2 separate regions of the Homo sapiens genome follow, and region 1 is linked to region 2. A link is an interaction called in ENCODE POLR2A ChIA-PET data of the cell type or tissue named here. Cell type or tissue: endothelial cell of umbilical vein. All regions are shown on one strand. Links, peaks and the distances in the headings refer to the core of each region. The heading gives the core; the rest is flanking DNA.

Region 1 (10,133 bases), core at 2,699-6,698, 61 kb before region 2:
GGCGTAATCACAGGTCACTGAAGCCTCTACCTCTTGGGCTCAAGTGATCCTCTCACCTTAGCCTCCTGAGTAGCTCGGACTACAGGCATGCACCACCACACCTGGCTAATTTTTATTTTTAGTTTTTGTAGAGACAGGGTCTCACTATGTTGCTCAAGCTGCTCTCAAACTCCTGGGCTCAAGCAATCCTCGACCCCGGCCTCCCTAAGTGCTGGGATTAGAGGCGTGAGTCACCACGCCTGGACTCCTCTGTCTTGTCTTTCTGCATGTTTGCAGTGGGAACAGGGTCAAGCTCAAGCCCTTCGTCACGATACAAGCGGTGCTGTGTTCTTTCAACAGAAGGCACGTGACAACTGCACTCCACTCTTTGCTGATGTTGGCAGGCAATGCCACTTAATGCCTAGATCCATTAATTCACTGAGGGCTGCTAATTGTGATATTCTAATTCATCATCTCGCTTTCTGATCAAGCGTTTCCCCATGAGGCAAGCAGAGGCAGTAGCAGATCAACAGCTTTGCCAAGATGTCTGATATAAACGCAATATTGTGCTTTCCTCCTATTTCTGGCCTCTGCCTGAAATCAGACAGTCTCCAGGCCCGTGTAATTTGTTTTCAAATGCCTGCTTCTCAAACAAGATTGGCTGGGTTCTGGACGTGCATTTTCCCATTATGACCCAAAGACATCTGAATGAATTTGATCAAATACACTCCTGGATCCGGGCTGTACATTTCTGGTGGGTGCCACCTATCTGTGATCAATGTCACCACATCTGGAAAGCTCAGTGCCACACCATATCCCAAGGGCATCTCCCAAGCTGGAGTGTTCTCAGGTGAAATAAAACATGAAAATCCATGCCAGCTTTACAAGCCACAGAATCACCAAAACAGGGCAACGCCTTAGTCAGCATTTCCTAACTAAGAGCCAGGTGTCTACCACAACACCCCTGAACCAGATCTACCTACATGGAGATAGATTTCCCTGCATTCACTCACTTTTTTTACTTAAACCAGTTTATTTGTTTAAAAACAAACAAACTGGGCTGGTGCGGTGGCACACACCTGTAATTCCAGCATTTTCGGAGGCTGAGGCAAGAGGATCGCTTGAGCCCAGGAGTATGAGACCAGCCTGGGCAACATAGAGAGACCTAATCTCTACAAATAATTTTTTTTTAATTAGCTAGATGTGGTGGCATACCCACAGTCCCAGGTACTCAAGAGGCTTGACCCCGGGAGGTCCAAGCTGCAGTGAGCCGTGGCTGACACAGAAAGACCAGCCCGGGTGACAGAGAAAGGCCTTGTCTCAAAAAAATAATAAATAAGTATAAAATATCATGGGAAAGCATATGCAGATATTGGGAGGATAAGAAGCCACCAACCAGGGGACCAGAGAGAGAGTGGGGGGGTCAGAAGGCAGGAAAGTTTCCCCAGGGAAGGGGATGACTCCAGTTCTTTTCTTTTTTTCTTTTTTCTTTATTTTTTTTTTTGATAGGATCTTCACTCTGTTGCCTCAAACTCCTGGGCTCAAGATCCTTCTGCCTCGGTCTCCCAAGTTGCTGGGACTATAGGTGTGCACCACCATGCCTAGCTAAGTTTTACAGTTCTTTTGTAGAGACAAGGTCTTGCTAAGTTGCCCAGGCTGGTCTTGAACTCCCAGGCTCAAGTGGTCCTCCTACCTTGGCCTCCCAAAGTGCTGGGGTTACAGGCATGAGCCATCGCGCCCAGTCTGATTCCAGTTTTTAAACCTCCCAGAGAGCTCCCTCTGGTTGGAAGCAGGGCTAATTCAAAAGCAGCCCATGGCTTCTGGCAGAGTGCATGGGTCCACTTTTTACACTGATTTGTAGTATGGAGAAAGACCCAGAAATATACTCTAAAATAATTTTAAAGAAGACAACAAAGCTGAATGCCTGGGATATCCATTGCACTGCTGTTTACACTTGAAGCAAAAAACAAAACAAAACAAAACAAAAAAACCTGGAAACCACCTAAATGTCAAACCACAGAAAAGCAGTTAGCAAAATCTGAGAACTGGTATATACTGAGTGCTGACCATGTGCCGATTGCTTTAAATAGAGCATAGCAAAATAATTATACCTTTTTATCCTTGCAGCAACTATGAGAATCAAACCTCCCAGTCTCTGAAAAAAGTCAGATTCAAAGAAGACAGAGGAAAGAAGTCTCTTCAATCAACACTGGGGAAACTATCTGACATCCTTATATATGTATATAAAAAATTAAACTCAACCCTTATCTCATACCACATATAGAAATTAACTTGGCCAGGCGCGGTGGCTCACACCTGTGATCCCAGCATTTTGGGAGGTCGAGGGGGGGCAGATCATCTGAGGTCAGGAGTTTGAGACCTGCCTGGCCAACATGGTAAAACCCCGTCTCTACTAAAATATAAAATTAGCCGGGCCTGATGGTGTATGCCTGTAATCCCAGCTGGGGAGGCTGAGGCAGGAGAATTACTTGAACCCGAGAGGCAGAGGTTGCAGTGAGCTGAGATCACACCATTCCAGCCTGGGAAACAAGAAAATCATCTCAAAAAATAAATAATAAAAAGAAATTAACTTGACATGGACCATAGAATTAATTGTAAAACCTAAAACTTCTAGGACAAAATCTTGGTAACTTTGATTTGATTCTTATATATGACACCAAAAGCACAAACTGCTTTAAAAAATGGGGAAGGATCATCCATGCAAAGCTAGAGGCAAAAAGAAAAAATAAACTGAAAAAATTAAAAATGGGGAAGGGGCGGCCAGGCACGGCAGCTCACACCTGTAATCCCAGCACTTTGAGAGGCCGAGGCAGGCAGATCACGAGGTCAGGAGATCGAGACCATCCTGGCTAACACAGTAAAACCCCGTCTCTACTAAAAATACAAAAAATTAGCCTGTAGTCCCAGCTACTGGGGAGGCTGAGGCAGGAGAATGGCATGAACCTGGGAGGCGGAACTTGCAGTGAGCCGAGATTACGCCACTGTACTCCAACCTGGGCGACAGAACGAAACCCCGTCTCAAAAAAAAAATAAAATAAAATAGGGAAGGGGCAATAGGTGCTATTTAGAATCATGTTATGTTGTTATATTAGAGTATTCTTCTTCATTCTGTTTTGTTTTGTTTTTTGTTTTGTTTTGTTTTGTTTGTTTGAGACAGGGTTTCTCTCTGTTGCCAAGGCTGGAGTGCAGTGGCACAATCAGGCTCACTGCAGCCTCGAACTCCTGGGCTCAAGGCATCCTCCCACACTGCTAGGACCACAGGTACACTCAATCATGCCCAGCTAATTTTGTGTGTGTGTGTGTGTGTGTGTGTGTGTGTGTGTGTGTGTGTGACAGGGTTTGCTATGTTGTCCAGGCTGGTCTCAAGCTCCTGGTCTCAGCCTCCCCAAGTGCTGGGATTGTAGGCATGAGCCACGACACTATGTCAGAGTATTCATTTTTTACAGTTACTATCTATGTCAAGCAATGTGGATCTTCCATTTATGCTAGTGATACAAAGTTTCCTTTTTAAATAAATGTGGTTAAGTTTCTAGACTGTAAATGAACCAAAGGAAAACATGCAGGTATAAAATACAGACCCTGGGCCTGGCACAGTGGCTCACACCTGTAATCCCAGCACTTTGGGAGGCTGAGGCAGGGGGATCACTTGAGGCCAGGTGTTTGACACCAGCCTCAATATGGAGAAACTCTGTCTCTACTAAGAACACAAAAATTAGCTGGGCGTGGTGGCACACACCTGTAATCCCAGCTACTCAGGAGGCTGAGGCAAGAGAATTACTTGAACCTGGGAGGTGAAGGCTACATTGAGTTGAGATCATGCCACTGCACTCCAACCTGGGCAACAGAGCGAGACTGTCTCAAAAATAAAAATTAAAAAAAAAAAAAAAAGATACAGACCCTGAAGCTACACCTTTTGGGTTCAAACTCTGACTCCACCTTGCCTTGGGCAAGGTGAGGATCCTCTTTTGCCTCAGCCTCCCCATCTGTAAAATGGGCTTGATATGAGATTCTGACCTCAAAGGGCTATGTAAGGATTTACTGGATTTCTATATACAGAAAACTTAGAACATGAGCTGGCATACAGTACATGCTATCTTGGTATTTGCTATTGTTATAATTACTCACTCGTATTACTAATAGTAAAAAAATGGGTTTTGGAAAAACGTAGGCTTTTTCTTTTATATTTGAATCATTTCCCCTTTTGCTGTTGTTTTTGCACTATCAATAGAGGTCTGTGAGCAAAATACTTACTTGATTGTGAAAGAAGGCAAGAAAGAAACCCAGCGTGGGACCAGTCAATGGGACCCTTGAACACTGGAAACAGCTCCTGCTCAAGGAAGCTGCCGATGTTCTGCTGAAGGACTCCAGCTTCCGACCTCTGACCTCTGACCTCCAACCTCTGACCTGTGACTAGCAAGGGGACTCAAGAGCACAAGAACAGACTGTGGAGCATCCACACTGGTACTGGGACAGTAGACAAAGGGCCTCCAACAGGCCTTTGTGCTTCCTGAGAGCAGCAGGAGACAAAAGAAAACAAAGCAAAAACTAGCAGGGTAGGCTGCAGCAGCTGGAGGGTGTTTAGCTTGACAGCTCTGTGATGGAAACCTCTGCAGAGGGGTTATCCCCTCTATGGAGCAAAGAAAATATCTGTCGCCAAGAAAATCACTGTTTGAGTTCTCAGGATGCATGGTAATGGGGCCCTCCACGTTACCCTTGAGAGTATAAGCTGGGATTGTCATTTTGGAAGACTGGCGATTCTAACAAAGTTAAACACATACCTAGACTCTGACCCAGCAATCCCACTCCTAGAATTTAACCTAGAAAAATCAAACTCTATGGCCATAAGACGAATGACCAAGAATGCCTATTGCTGCTGTATTCATACTATGAATCATAGGCACTTCTAAAACTGAAAACCATCCAAATATCTGCCAACAGAAGACTGGACGTATGAACTGTGCCATAATCAGACAGTGGAATATTACTCTGAAATTAAAAGGAACTGCTGATCTGTGCAGCAACATGGATGAATCTCAAAAACATTATTTTGAGCAAAAGCAACCAGACACAAAAGCGTGCACACTACATAATTCCAGCTATTTGAATGCAAGAACAGGCCAATAAACTAATCTATGGTGATAGGTATCAGAACTGTGGCTATCCCAGGTGGCTGGTGGTGGTAAGGATCTGACTGGAAAGGGGCATTAGGGAACTTTGGAAATTTTTTTTTTTTTTTTTGATTCGGAATCTCGCTCTGTCGCCCAGGCTGGAGTTCAGTGACACGATCTCGGCTCACTGCAACCTCCGCCTCCTGGGTTCAAGGAATTCTCCTGCCTCAGCCTCCTGAGTACCTGGGATTATAGGCACGTGCCACCACACCCAGCTAATTTTTGTATTTTTAGTAGAGATGGGGTTTCACCTTGTTGGTCAGGCTGGTCTCGAACTCCTGACCTCAGGTGATCAGCCTGCCTTGGCCTCGCAAAGTGCTGGGATTACAGGCATGAGCCACTGCGCCCAGCCTGGAAATGTTCTATCTCTTCTTTGTTAGAGTGGTGGTCACATGGGTATATATAATTGTCAATAAAACATATCTGTACTGGGTTGAACAGTGCTGCCTGCCCCCAGTTCATATCTTACCTGGAATCTCAGAATATGACCTTGTTTGGAAACAGAGTATTTGCATACATCATTAGTCAAATTAGAGTGAGGTCATACCAGATTAGTAGGCCCAATACAATGACTGGTGTCCTGATAAGAAGAGAGAGATTGCAGGGCACGGTGGCTCACACCTGTAATCCCAGCATTTTGGGAGGCCGAGGCGGGCAGATCACTTGAGGTCAGGTGTTTGAGACTAGCCTGGCCAACATGGTGAAACCCCGTCTCTACTAAAAATACAAAAATTAGCTGGGCGTGGTGGTGCACGCCTGTAATTCCAGCTACTCCGGAGGCTGAGGCAGCAGAATCGCTTGAACCCAGGAGGCGGAGGTTGCAGTGAGCCAAGATCACGCCACCGCACTCCAGCCTGGGCGACAATGCGAGACTCTGTCTCAAAAAAAAAAAGAGAGAGACTCAGGGAGAAGACCACGTGATGATTGAGAAACTGCAGTGAGGTCCACAGGCCACACAGCACCAGGAATTGTACACCAGAACCTGGGAAGAGACAGGAAAAGATCCTCCCCTCAAGCCTTCACAGAGATCATGGGCTTGCCAACACCTTGATCTTGGATTTCTAGCCTCCAGATCTTTGACAGAATACATTTCTGTTGCTTTAAGCCACCAATTATGGTACTTTCTTACAGAAGCTCTGGGAAACTACTATACCACCCACCTGAACATTTAAGATTGTGTATTTTGGCCAGGCACAATGGTTCACACCTGGAATCCCAGCACTTTGGGAGGCCGAGGTTGGAGGATCATTTGAGGTCTGAAGTTTGAAACCAGACTGGGCAACATAGGGAGACCACGTCTCTAGAGAAAAAAATAATAATTTTTTTTAATTAGCCAGGCATGGTGGTGCTCACCTGTGGTCCCAGCTACTCAGGAGGCTGAGGCAGGTGGATCGCTTTAGCCTGGGAGGTCAAAGCTGCAGTGAGCCATGATCCTGTCACTGCACTCCAGCATGAGCAACAGAGTGAGACCCTGTCTTAAAAGAAAAAAAAAAATCAGTCTGGGCACTTGTAATCCCAGCACTTTGGGAAGCCAAGGAGGACAGATCACTTGAGCTCAGGAGTTTGAGACATGCCTGGGCAACATGGCGAAACCCTGTCTCTACTAAAAATACAAAAATTAGCCAGGCATGGTGGCATGCACCTGTGGTCTCAGCTGCTAAGGAGGCTAAGGTGGGAGGATCACTTGAGCCCAGGAGGTCGAGGCTGCAGTGAGCCATGGTTGTGCCTCTGCACCCCAGCATGGGTGACAGAGACGCTGTTTCAAAAAAAAATATGTCCTGATAAGACACATTTTAAGTAAGAATTTTATTTTAAGTAAGTTATACTCCAATTTTAACAATAGAAAATTGCTGGTTGGAAACAGCAAGCTGGTGACAAAGGCTCCAACCTGGCTCGTGCTTCATCAAATAAGACAAAACCCCCAAAAGAAGGCCAGCCCAATGCTACTCTGAATTCACCTTGAGAGGCAGTACTTGGCCACTGATCAGACAGATCCCTCCCCATAGCTCTCCCTTCTTGCTCATCTGTCACAAAAAAACTGTCCCTTCTGCCCACAGCAAAAATACCCCCTTCACTCTCTCAAACACAAACACCACATGGTCTCTGTGCAGCACCACCCCAGAGACCCACTTTGCAGATGCTCCATTGGAAAGCCACTGGCCCGCTTATAAGAGCACTCCCTTCCTTGGAGTTTAAGCCCTCAGGACCACCTGGTCAGGAGCCGAAAGCATTGGCCCAGCTCCTCTTCCCATTCATTCACAGATGTGTTCCCCAAAATGCCCACCTGAAGGAATCTTCAGCTCCATTCCTTTGGTTCCTATAGGCTAAACACCTACAAAAGGAGATTTTGTTTTTAACTTCATTATTTTGCTTCATGGTAGAAGCCTAGACCTTGAGAACAGGCCCGTCATTTGTCTAAGCACACCCTGCAGATATCTGCATGAGGATTAGGGTCAGCGAAGGTCAGAAATGGCCGCTGAATGCTAAGACCACCTGGCCCAATCCCTACAGCATGATCTCATCCCCACAGGCTCCTCCATATTCACTGGTGCTTACCATGTCCCAAGGAACTTTCAAGCATTAACTAATTGCCTCCCAACAAGGCTGGAGTTGGGAACTATTATCTTCTCTTTTTTTTTTTTTTTTTTGAGACAGGGTCTCACTCTATCACCCAGGCTGAAGTGCAGTGGCACGATCTCCACTCACTGCAGCCTTGACCTCCCCAGGCTCAGGTAATCCTCCTACCTCAGCCTCCCAAGTAGCTGGGATTACAGGTACACAACAGCACACTCAGCTAATTTTTTGTATTATAATTTTTTTTTTGTAGAGACAGGGTTTTGCCATGGTACCCAGGCTGGTCTTGAACTCCTGGGATCAATATTATTATCTTCTCTTACTGATGAGGAAATGAAGGACCAGAGGGATGAGGTAACTTGTCTGAGGTTACACACAACAGTAAGCTGCACAGCAGGGACCGTCTTAACCACTGGGCTATCCCGCCCAGTGTATACCTGCTTCTAGGGATTAAGTACCATATTCTCCAGTGACCAAGAACCTAAAGGTTTTTCTTTGTTACTGGCCAAAACTATTTTAACTTTTTTATTTTTCCACTCTTCTTGAGAAAAACTAGGGAAGTGAGTCCCAAGTTTAGTTTTATAACAGCCCAGAGACTCTAAAAGGTCATTGGGACATCCTCCAAAACATTATATAAACAAAGCTGAGTATAACAGGATAAAGATTCTTTGGTTTTGTTTTTAACATATTAAAAAAACATTTAATATGTTTTGTTTTGTTTTAAAAGTTAATAAAAACAAGAATAAATTGGAAAAGACTGTAGTTTTTTCTAACTCCATGGGAAAACCCAATTTCTATTCTCCCTGACAACAGAAAGGACTTTGAGCTGGGTTTCTCGAAGAGAATCAAACCAATAATTTACTGCAGGAAAGGAGACTTAGGCCTATGGGTACTGGCCCTGTCCATGTCCACAGACCATGTCCACAACAGTCCACAGTAGCTATTGGCTCAGTCAAAGGAGCTTCTCCAGCTGGGGGCACAAGACACTGGAAAAACCAAAGAGACTTTATTCCAAGAGTGCAAGGATGGTTCAATATAAGGAAACTTCTTAATATAACATAACACAGTCAGTCTTCTGCGTCCATGGATTTTGCATCTTCAGTTTCAACCAACCACAAATTGAAAATGTAGTTTAGGCTACCATATGATCCAGCAACTTCACTGCCAGGTATATACCCAAAAGAAAGGAAATCAGTATATTGAAGACATATCGGCACTCCCATGTTTATTGCAGCACTATTCACAATAGCCAAGATTTGGAAGCAAACTGAGTGCCCATCAGCAGATGAATAAAGAAAATGTGACCCGAGCTTGGTGGCTCACTCCTATAATCTCAACACTTTGGAAAACTGAGACCAGAGGATCACTTGAACCCAGGAGTTTGAGGCCAGCCTGGGCAACATGGCGAAACCCCGTCTCTACAAAAAAATATAAAAATTAGCCAGGCATGGTGGTGTGCCTGTAGTCACAGCTACTTGGGAAGCTGAGGTAGGAGGATCAATTGAGCCTGGGAGACTGAGGTTGCAGTGAGCCATGATTGCACTGATCATGCCTGGGTGACAGAATGAGACCCTACCTCAGAAAAAAAAAAGAAAAAAGAAAGAAGAGGAGAGGAGAGGGGAGGGGAGAGGAGGGGAAGGGAGGGGCCAGGCGCAGTGGTTCATTCCTGTAATCCCAGCACTTTGGGAGGCCGACGCTGGCAGATCACCTGAGGTCAGGAATTCGAGACCAGCCTGCCCAACATGGTGAAACCTCGTCTCTACTAAAAATACAAAACTTAGCCAGGCATGGTGGTGCACACCTGTAATCCCAGCTACTCGGGAGGTTGAGGCAGGAGAATCGCTGGGGAGGCAAATGTTGCAATAAGCAGAGATCACGTCAGTGCATTCCAGCCTGTGCGACAGAGAGACTCCATCTCCAAAAAAAATTAAAAAGAAAGAAGGAAAGAAAATGTAGAACATATACAGAATGGAGTACTATTCAGCCATTAAAAGAATGAGATCCTGTCATTTGTAACCACATGAGTTCATCATTATGTTAAGTGAAATAAGCCAGGCACAGAAAGATAAACATTACATATTTTCACTTGTATGTGGGTGCTAAAAATTAAAACAAACTCATGGAGATAGAGAGTAGAAGGACAGTTACCAGAGGCTGGAAGAATTGTTGCTGGGTGGGAGGAAGTGGAAATGATGGTTGGTTGGTACAAAAACATAGACAGAATGAATAAGAGCTAGTATTTGATAACACAACAGGGTGACTAGAGTCAATAATGTAATTGTACATTTTTTAATTACTGAAACAGTATAACTGAATCATAACACAAAAGATAAAAATGCTTGAGAAAATGGAGACCCCATGTACACTCATGTGATTATTAAGCATTGAATT
Region 2 (10,133 bases), core at 2,339-6,338:
GCACTTACGGGAGTTGAGGTCCTTTCCCTCAGCACCATCACCAAAGGTACAGCCATTCTCCCTTCACCTGGGTCAGAGTGGGCAACTGCAGGGGCATCTTCAATATCTCTGTCAAGTTTTCATAGCAGGCTTCCTGATTTTACTAGACTGCATTTGGATTCATTAGGGATGGGCCAGTGGGGGAGGATAGGAGAACGGCTGTGTTCAAAGCCTCAAACTATCCAAGAGGGGAGTCTGTAGTGTTTCACTGAATGTGAGCACAGAATCCTGGATTTAGGAACCCCTTATTAACACCCAGTCTTCCACAGCCAACCTAGTCTGGAGTGCTGACCTTGCTGGATGCGGTGGCTCACGCCTGTAATCCCAGCACTTTGGGAGGCCAAGGCAGGCGGATCACCTGAGATCAGGAGTTCGAGACCAGCCTGGCCAACATGGTGAAACCCCATCTCTACTAAAAATACAAAAATTAGCCGGGCGTGGTGGCAGGCGCCTGTAATCCCAGCTACTCGGGAGGCTGAGGCAGGAGAATTGCTTGAACCCAGCAGGCAGAGGTTGCAGTGAACCAAGATCACTGCACTCCACCCTGAGCGACAGAGTGAGACTCGGTCTCAAAAATAAAAAAACAAAAAAAAGAAGAAAAAGAAATGCCAACCTAGTGACAATAGTGCGCTTTATTCCGAGTGCCAATGCATGCCACAAGTAGTTGTTCATGAAATGTTTTCTCAATTGGATCGACAAAACTGGATTCCTGGTTTTGCCCTGAACTTGCAACAGGACAATAATGCCCACGCTGGAATGTTCCAGGCTAACTCCTCACCCGTCCCCAAGGCAGTGGCCACACAGGTCACACACACTCTCTGCAAGGCCCTGCTGGAAAACTCTGCCAAGGCGTTGATTCATCCGTTGGGCAGCTAGTGGGAGGGCAGAGTGGGTGGAGGTGATGGGGGCACAGCCACAGGATCTCACTGGGGCCTCACAGAAGCCTGAACACCGCACGGTGCCCTCTCTGGGGCCTCTTGGCTTGGAATGATGCCCCTTTCTTTCAAAGCATCACATATAGGACAGCAGGTCCCCCAGATCTCCCAGGGCCAGAGCCCCAGGTCAGCGGACAAGCCTCAGAACCCCTGAGCACTCAGTCATGTGCGTTTGTGCTACCATGACCCCAGGAGACCGGTTTTTGTTTTTTGGTGTTTTTGAGACAGGTTTCGTCCTGTCATCCAGGCTGGAGTGTAGTGGCGCAATCACAGCTCACTGCAGCCTCAAACTCATAGGCTGAAGTGATCCTCCTGTCTCAGCCCCCTAATTACTGGGACTACAAGTGTGCACCACCATGCCTGGCTAATTTTTGTATTTTTGGAGAGATGGGGTTTTGTCATGTTGCCCAGGCTGGTCTCAAACTCCTGGGCTCAAGGGATCCTCCTGCCTCAGCCTCTCAAAGTGCTGGGATTACAGGTGTGAGCCACCATGCCAGGCCCAGTAAATCAGTCTTATTCTACCAATTTACAGGCAGGAAACCAAGACTATGCTTAGAGGCTAGTGAGCCCAGGTCATCTGACTGTATACAGTGCTCTCTTCATGGACTTTGCTGCCTCTTGGCATTTGGCAGGTGGAATCTCGTTTCTGATTGCTTTATGAGGGCAGCATTGCCTTTCTCCAGTTACATCATCGACTCCCTAAAGCTGAGATTCCCCAGTGTGTCCTCATAACAGCTGGAGGCCCTAATAACCCACAGGAAATGGTAGTACTTCCCTTGACCATCACGTGTTACTAGCTTATACACATATACTCACGGCTCCAAATTAGTAACTTCTAAGCCTAAACGCTACCAAATGACCCAACTGAAAGCACCTCTCCTTTCATTATGAGACTGCAGTCAGAGAAGGGAGCAAGTTCTGCTGAGTGGACCTGGGAATTTAAAACTTGACTAGGCTCTGGAAGGCAGAGTGAGAGGTGGGAAACTGAAGGGGGCTTGCCTCTGGGCACCGCCAGAGATGCTGCATACGGGGGTGGGGTGGGGTAGGGTGGGGCTAACAGGGCCCCTCAGCTATTCCAGATGGGCTGGCCCAGCTCCTTTTCCAAATCTGAAACTTCCAAACCTGGTTTTCTTTGATATTTTTTTTCTTCATTTTGAACAAGCAGCAATGTTCATTGTCCATCACAGCTACTGATCATAACACTGGACTGTGAAGCAGACACATGCCCAGACATCACCAGCAGACTCTTTTTTTAAAAAAAAAAAAACAGGGCTTCACGCCCGGCTTTTTGAATTTTTTGTAGAGATGGGGTCTGTTTCCTAGGCTGGTCTTAAACTTCTGGGCTCAAGCAATCTGCCTGCCTCTGGCCGCCCAAAGTGCTGGGATTACCAGGCATGAACCACCGTGTGAATAATTGGGAGCAGACCCCAGGAATCTGTTCTGACAAATGAAGAGGGTTCTAATATCCCACTAGGATTATGAGCCACAACTACAGGTTTCCTACCATTTCCTGACCTAAAACCCCTGCTGCCCACTCCCCACCTCTTCATTTTTCAGACTTGGGACCTTCTGATTTTTCCTGAAGTCCCAAGGTTGTGGCTGAGGAAATCAGATGCAGGCTGCAGGCTCTTCTGAAACTGGTGGCAGGCCCTCTGGCAGACTCACCTCACCACCAACCTCACAGCGACAGAGACTGCCTGGTTATAAACTCTCCTCCAACCTCTGGGTGCAGAACAGAGCTGGGAGGTGGTGGTTCATGGTAGGTGCCCAGTAAACGTTTGTGGAAGAAATGAGCGTAGCAGCCTCTTCTAGTGGGTCAGCATGTCTCCTGATGGCTTAAACAGCTCCTGGCCAAGTGCAGTGGCTCACGCCTGTAATCCCAGCGCTTTGGGAGACCAAGGTGGGTGGATCACCTGAGGTCACGAGTTCGAAACCAGCCTGGCCAACATGGTGAAACCCCATCTCTACTAAAAATACAAAAATTAGCCAGGCATGGTGGTGCATGCCTGTAGTCCCAGCTACTTGGGAGGCTGAGGCAGGAGAATTGCTTGAACCCAGGAGGCGGAGGCTGTGGTGAGCCGAGATTGTGCCTCTGTACTCTAGCCTGGGCAACAGAGTAAGACTTCATCTCAAAAAAAAAAAAAAAAAAAAGAAAAAAAAGAAAAAGAAAAAGAAAAAAAAGAGAAACAACTCTTGGTTGTGCTGGTTCAGACTGGTGTGTAGCCTACACCTGCCCATTTCAGTTCACCTGAACTTCACAGGGTGTGTTGGGCTACCAGATCACTCAAATGTCAATCAACCATGGCCAAGCAGGTGTTTTAAGAGTCCCTATCTTGTCCTCGAGAGCCATCTATTCCTTTCCTCCGTTGTGACGTTTTTTGGACCAGGTTTGATTTCAGCAGCAGAGATGTTTCTTCTGAGCTCTACATATAGCCCTTGAAAATTAATTTTAAGGGTGTAATAAAATATTCACATACAATATTCCATATGCAAATGAGCAAGTGGATGACTCAAACACATGTCATTTTTACTTTGAATAGAAAACAGAATTTAGAGGCTGGGCATGGTGGCTCACGCCTGTAATCACAGCACTTTGGTAGGCTGAGCTAGGTGGACCACTTTAGGCCAGGAGTTCGAGACCACCCTGTCCAACATGGTAAAACCTTCTCTACTAAAAATACAAAAATTAGCTGGACGTGATGGCACATGCCTGTAGTTCCAGCTATTTGGGAAGCTAAGGAGGATCGCTTGAGCTCAGGAGATAGAGGTTGCAGTGGGCTGAGATCGCACCACAGCCCTCTAGCCTGGTCAAGAGAGAGAGATTCCATCTCTAATAAACAAACAAACAAAAAAACAAGAATTTATGACCAGGCGCAATGGCTCACACCTATAATCCCAGTGCTTTGGGAGGCCAAGGCAGGAAGATTTTTTGAGGTCAGGAGTTCGAGGCCAGCCTGGGCAACACAGGGAGACCCTGTCTCTACAAAAGTTTAAAAATTAGCTGAGTATGGTGGCACACATCTGTAGTCTCCCCTACTCTGGAGGCTGAGGTGGATTGCTCGAGCCCAGGAGTTCAAGCCTCAGTGAGCTATGATCACTCCACTGCACTCCCAGCTAGGCAAGAGAGAGAGACTGTCTCTAATAAAATTTTTTTTAAAAAATTAAAAAATAAAACAGAACTTAGGAATTAAAAAAAATTTGAAAGCCAGACTGATCCCATCTGAATGCCTTTCTGGCTTTCCTCTAACAAGCTCAAGAAAGGCAGCAGCGTGGGAACAGCACACATTCTGGGGACCAGCACTCTCCCTGTGAGACGAGCCTTTTCCAGCGCCGGCAGCTGTCTCACTAGCAATACATTTACACTAACCAAGAAAAGCAACATTCCAACTAGAACCCCCCTCCTCCAAAGGAATGCTATTCTTGGCAAGAGATCTTCCAAAGGAAACATCTGCAGAACCTCTGCCAGTAAGGTCAGGGGAAAGCTGAGGCAGCTAAAAACTTTTCAGTCCTAGGATCCAAGTCACAAGGGCTTAGCAATGGAACAGGATGGAAGCAAACCCAAGGGCAGATCCCTCTGTCTGAGTTCTGCAGCAGCCTCTGATGGGTTTTGCCAAAGCTGGAGAGAGGTCTCTATTTACCTGGTTGCTCAATCAAACCACAGGAGTCAATCAGGTCCCCTTAACAATTACACAGATGGGACTTGTCATTGAGTCACATCCAATCTAATTTTAAACTTTTGTAGGTCCTGCAGCAACAACTATGAAAATTCCTTTCCACATATTCAAGCCCAAATCCTTGTCCTAGCCCTTCCTCTTAACAGAGAACAAGCAAGCTGATGGGCAGACTTCCAGAGGAAGCTCGGTGGTGACAACTCCTGATTCCATAGATTAGGTTTTCCTTTCTTACATAACCCCCTACCTTCTGTACGGAGTGTATGTATTTTAGTCAAACTTGAGTTAGAAAAGAGGCGAGGAGCTGCTCAAGTATCTACGCTGAGTTCCTCAGATGACTGCATGTCAGTATCACACAATTTGATAGAATGGATTTAGGGCCACAGGAAAAAATGAGCCCTGAAATTAGGTTTTCAAAATCTAATTCAGAACTACTGTCTACTATGCAAATTCATGAGCTAAGTGAGAAAAAAACATGTTATTTAGGGATTCGATTCCTGGCAAAACCTGGGTCTCTCTTGACTGATCTAAAACCAAGTCATGATTCAAGAGATACTTAGTTCCAGGAGACAGTGTCACAGTGTCAGGAACCCTCTGTTCTGGGCTCTGAGAGGTTCAGATTGTATTCCACCATTCCTGATTCTAACCCAGTGCTCACCAGATCATTTGCTCAATTTAGATGGCTGAGCACATGCAGACGAAAGAAAGTTTTACATTTGTGAAGTATTGAGAACAGTGAGCTCACTTCTCCAGGTTCAAGGCGCAAGGACAGCCTGGAAGACGAGGGCTTCCCACACAACTAAACAGGAGGAATTCTCAGGGGTGGGCTGGAACATTTCTGGAACTGGGCCTCTTCCACCTAACAGGCTCTCATTATACCCTAAAGGCCCTCTGGAACCCACCTGAGATGGGTGCTGCAGACAGGCCCCACATATACACAGTTCTCAGGGGCAGGGCAGTATCTAGGTTCTTCTGTACTGACCCTTCCTATGGTCCTATGGAGCCAAAGATCGCTTTAGGTGCTGTATCAGTAAAAGGGGCATCTGTTAAGACTCCCCAGCTAGAATTCATGCTAAAATCCCCATACTAACATCCTCAGAGTAGAAGAGGAGGAAGAATCAGCCACCCTTCCTCAATACCCAGTGGGAAGAGGGGTGGGTATACACATGGTTATTGAGGTCATGTTTCATCAGCACAGCAAAAAGAACCAGGAAAAAACAAAGAAACCACCACAGACCTGGGGGTGGGGAGCCACAGAGTGCCGCAAGTCCAAGTCGGTATCTGGAAGGAAGGAGTCTACTCAGTTCTTCCTGCTCTAACTTGGGTTCAAACCTCCCACCTACATCCTCATCTCCAGAACAAGACACATGGATGCCAGTCACCTTAAAAACTAGGTTTCTATTTCTGGTTAGATTCTAGAGCAGTGGAACTCAGGAGTGATACTATACCCTACCCAGTCCCACCACAGCCTGCCTCCTTCCTCCCACAGAGATAACATTGTACAAAACTGTATTTACAAGAAAACCAATTAAAAATTAAGGGTGTGTGCAAAAGTAGACAGGAGAGTCAAGACATATCAATGCAGGGATGGCTTTGGGGAATGGGGGACTCAGGTTCTACACTGGAACCTGGGGTCATGTATCATGTACCAGGTGGGGAGAAGTGTAGCAAATCTCAGTGCCAATTTGAGGGGAAGCCAGTCATTCCAGGAGAAGAGCTGAGGGGAAAGAGCTGTTGACTTTCATAATGCAGTCTTAATTATCCAGTCACCCTCCTGCCACATGGCAGAAGCCAGGTGGCAGTGATGGTGGTGGGGGAAACAAAACACACAGTCTCTGGCAAGCCCCACCGGGAAAGGAGGGCTCAGAAGGCGTAGCGGGTCCGGATATCCTCGAGTTTCTTGGACACTTCGGGTGGGGTTCGGTCCAGTTCTTCAGAGACGTTCTTTTGTTTGTTGGGTTCCATGGAATTGAACTGCTCACAGAGGTCTCCATCAATCACATTCTAAGATATGGAGAAAGCAGAAAGAAAAAAAATGGTGAGATGCCCAAAGAAAATGGCACATGCTAAAGCAGCACTTGTAGGGAAAGCTGTTTTTATTTTTTAGTTTTTGAGACAGGGTCTCACCCTATCATCCGGGTTGCAGTGCAGTGGGATAATCTTAGCTCACTGCACTCTCAAAATCTGGGGCTCAGCCTCCCGATTGGCTGGGACCACAAATGTGTGCCACCACGCCCAGACCGGGAAAACTTTTTATTCTCCACTCGATACTTGAACCCCACTTGTAGATCCAGGAACACTATCTTAAGTTGACTCTTGGTACTCAGAGTTCAGATTGGCAGAAGCAGGTGAAGCCTTTGCTCTGGCTGTGGTCTGCCCTGAGGGGAGCACCCTCCCTGGTACTATTCCCATCAATCCACTCCCTGTGCTGCTCCTTTCTCAGATCTCCCTTTTCAGCTCAGATTCCCCCAACCTACCTTCACAGGGAAGTAGTAGGAGCGAAAGCTGAGGTGGTCCCGCCCACAGAGAGGGGGATGTTCAGACCGCAGGTGCATTTCCACATGCTGGAAGAAGTCATGGTCCTGGCAGAAGAAACAAAAAATCTGTCACTGAGAAGTGATTTCAACTAGTCTAGAGTTTCCACAAGCACAACGAACAGACAAGCCATTCATTTTTACTACACAAACACACGGGAAATATCTAATCACTTTCTGATAATCACAGGTTTTTCTGCTACAACACGATAGTTAAACCCCAAAAGGAGACCACATGTTGTCTGCAGTGCAAGAGAGAATGCCACACATAAAGAATGGTTTGTGAGGTCAGATTCCTGATCCCAGCTTCCTTGGCTGGAATAAAACATGCCAAACTCTGGCAAACCTAGAGTTGATTCCATATGGCAGTGTGTGCCCCAGGAGGGATCATCCCATCAATCCTGGCAATCCTAGTCTGTGGAGTCCAGTTCTAAAGCTCTGGGCTCAGGCTAACCTTGTAAACTCGCATCAGACTGAAGCAAACCCTGGGACACTATAAAAACAAACGGCCTGGCCGGGCGCGGGTGGCTCACGCCTGTAATCCCAGCACTTTGGGAGGCTGAGGCAGGCGGATCACAAGGTCAAGAGATCGAGACCACCCTGGCTAACACGGTGAAACCCCATCTCTATTAAAAATACAAAAAATTAGCCGGGCATGGTGGCGGGCGCCTGTATTCCCAGCTACTTGGGAGGCTGAGGCAGGAGAATGGCGTGAACCTGGGAGGTGGAGTTTGCAATGAGCTGAGATTGCGCCACTGCACTCCAGCCCGGGTAACAGTGAGACTCCGTCGCAAAAAAAAAAAAAAAAACCAAATGGCCTTCCCTGGGTGCGGGAGAATCAAGATTCCTATCTCCCCAAGTACTTCTGTCACTTTATAATTCCCAGAACATTATTAATTATATGTGGGGACAAATGAATTTGACCTCTTAGGTAGATCCAGCACCAAGAAACAACCTTAAAAGTCAAGGCCAGAGTAATGTGGGCGCTCTCACCTCATGGGACGTGAATGGCACAAGGATGCCAATTCCTCCAGACAAGGTGGTATAGACAAGTGATTCTGAGCCTCCAGGGATCAGCGTGGTCTTCTGCAAGGACAGCACCGTCTCCCCGACATGGTAGTTCATGATCACCTCTGCCTGTGAGTCACAAACAGACTAGTGACTGTGTGCACCCTCAGGAGCCTCCCTGGACTCCCAAGGGCAAGCAGTGCTCCCTAAGGCACATTTCATCATCTATTAACATCCAAAAATTATTATAGAGGCCAACGTGGGAGGATTGCTTGAGCCCAGGATTTCAAGACCAGCCTGGGCAACACAGTGAGGTCTCGTATACCCATACCCACAAAATCTGCCAGGTTTGGTGGCATGTACTATAGTCTCAGCTACTCAGGAGGCTGAGTGGGAAGGATCACTTGAGCCCAGGAGGTGGAAGCTGCAGTGATCTGTGATTGTACCACCACACTCCAGCCCGGGCGACTGAGTGAGACCTTGTCTCAAAAACAAACAATAAATCCAAAAATTATTAAACCCTACAAATATTTTAAAATTCTCACATTTACTTAAAGCTTAATGCCTCATAAAACATGCTAAAGTTACTGTTCATCATTTCTTACGATAAGAATCATTTTGTTAAATTTATCAAGCTTGCCATAAAAAAGGAAAACACAAAGAAAATTATAGAAAACAGCAATCACTAGGCTTGTCTTCTAAAATAGATTTGCCCGAAAGTCCAGAGATGCTCTATTAAAGCAGCACATGCCTACAGGAGAAAGTAAAGCCCAGGACACACCTCAGAGCAGAGGACTGGGAATGGACTCTCTCTAAGAAACTCGCTACTCTCCAAGGAGATTTTTTGCAGATTGGTAAGAAAGGACTGTGGACGGACAGCACTCAGCACAGTCGTGTGCACTATGAATAATTCACCAAAGGCAATTTCTTCAGTGAGGGCAACAGGAAAAGTGCTAAGCAGTGTTCTCCCTGGGGCCCATTCTGCAATCTTACCTTCTGGGAGGCCCCATTGAGCAAGCCACGGTCCCACAGGGCTTTGTTTCCTGTAGGATCCTCATCTACTTCATCATTGGTGTTAGGTGGGAGCCTCACCTACAAGGAAGTGACACAAGTCACACTGCTGGGGCCCGGACCTGCTCACCTGAGTCACCAAGCAACAGGTCTGGCCAGGTCTTTGCAAGTCAGCCACAGGGGCACTGCCTAGACAGAGGCCTGAGCCCACGTGTCCTGCACCTGCTCTGGTGGGCAGGAGCTGTGTCTGAGGAGCAAGAAACTCAAAAGAATCGACCCATGAGCAAGAGTTTAACACAGCTAAGGGTAAAACCAAAACCACACAACATAGATAACAGACATTCCAAAGTTCTTATAAAATGTAAAAAGAAATATTAGCCATTAGCTCAAACTAAACCTATCATTAAATCACGTTCAATAGGGAGGAGGGAGATAAACCACAGAGAAAAATCCAAAAGACTAGTAAGAAGGCTTAAAGAACAGATTGCTTGTAGAGTTAGCTTTAGTAGGATGGAATTTTATATCCATTTTTACTTCTCAGATTTGATTCCTCCTTGGCTTTACCCACAAGAAACTGAGCCAGCTTTCCTACACATCACTGTAACCCAAGTTAACAACATCAACTCACCACACATATGTTGCCAAACTTGTCTGCCCCAGCCACAGTGTCATAGTCCAGGAGGCTGGCTGTAGTGACCCATCGGGGGTAGGTATCATCAGCAAAGATGATAAGCTGGTTTTCATTACGCTTGTAGCGAACCCAGATGAAACTTTCTTGGACATCAGATACAATTACCCTATGTCCGATAGTCTGGATCCCAGAGATATAATTGGCAATATGCTGGGAAAAACAAAGACAATAGTGATGGTGGGTGTAATCTTGGGGTTCAGAACCCAAAGAAAGCCCAGCTTTCCGTATGACATACGTAGGGTCA

The links. ChIA-PET counts read pairs that join two places held together with the same protein. Peaks named below come from ENCODE experiments on the same cell type or tissue, not always from the same donor. Only the 100,000 strongest peaks of a DNase experiment are listed, where the experiment ranks them.
Region 1: POLR2A ChIA-PET joins it to region 2 with 11 read pairs; 8 of 35 experiments call an interaction of 5 or more read pairs at or near these places.

Annotation. Positions count from the first base shown.
Region 1 is chr16:70,629,785-70,639,917 of GRCh38, reverse strand. It overlaps a transcript of IL34 not described here. Among named protein-coding and RNA genes, the nearest start is that of IL34, 12 kb to the left of the region's middle. In endothelial cell of umbilical vein, for the core only: no CTCF peak of the experiment used is centred there; a DNase peak (open chromatin) is centred at 4,317; H3K27ac peaks cover 1,848 bases.
Region 2 is chr16:70,568,189-70,578,321 of GRCh38, reverse strand. It overlaps SF3B3 (splicing factor 3b subunit 3), which reads right to left. Exons shown (of 26, transcript NM_012426.5): 22 at 9,827-10,039; 23 at 9,181-9,279; 24 at 8,173-8,316; 25 at 7,123-7,227; 26 at 654-6,649. The coding sequence ends at 6,509. Among named protein-coding and RNA genes, the nearest start is that of SNORD111, 35 kb to the right of the region's middle. RefSeq lists an enhancer at 2,581-2,650. In endothelial cell of umbilical vein, for the core only: no CTCF peak of the experiment used is centred there; DNase peaks (open chromatin) are centred at 4,401 and 5,871; H3K27ac peaks cover 3,797 bases.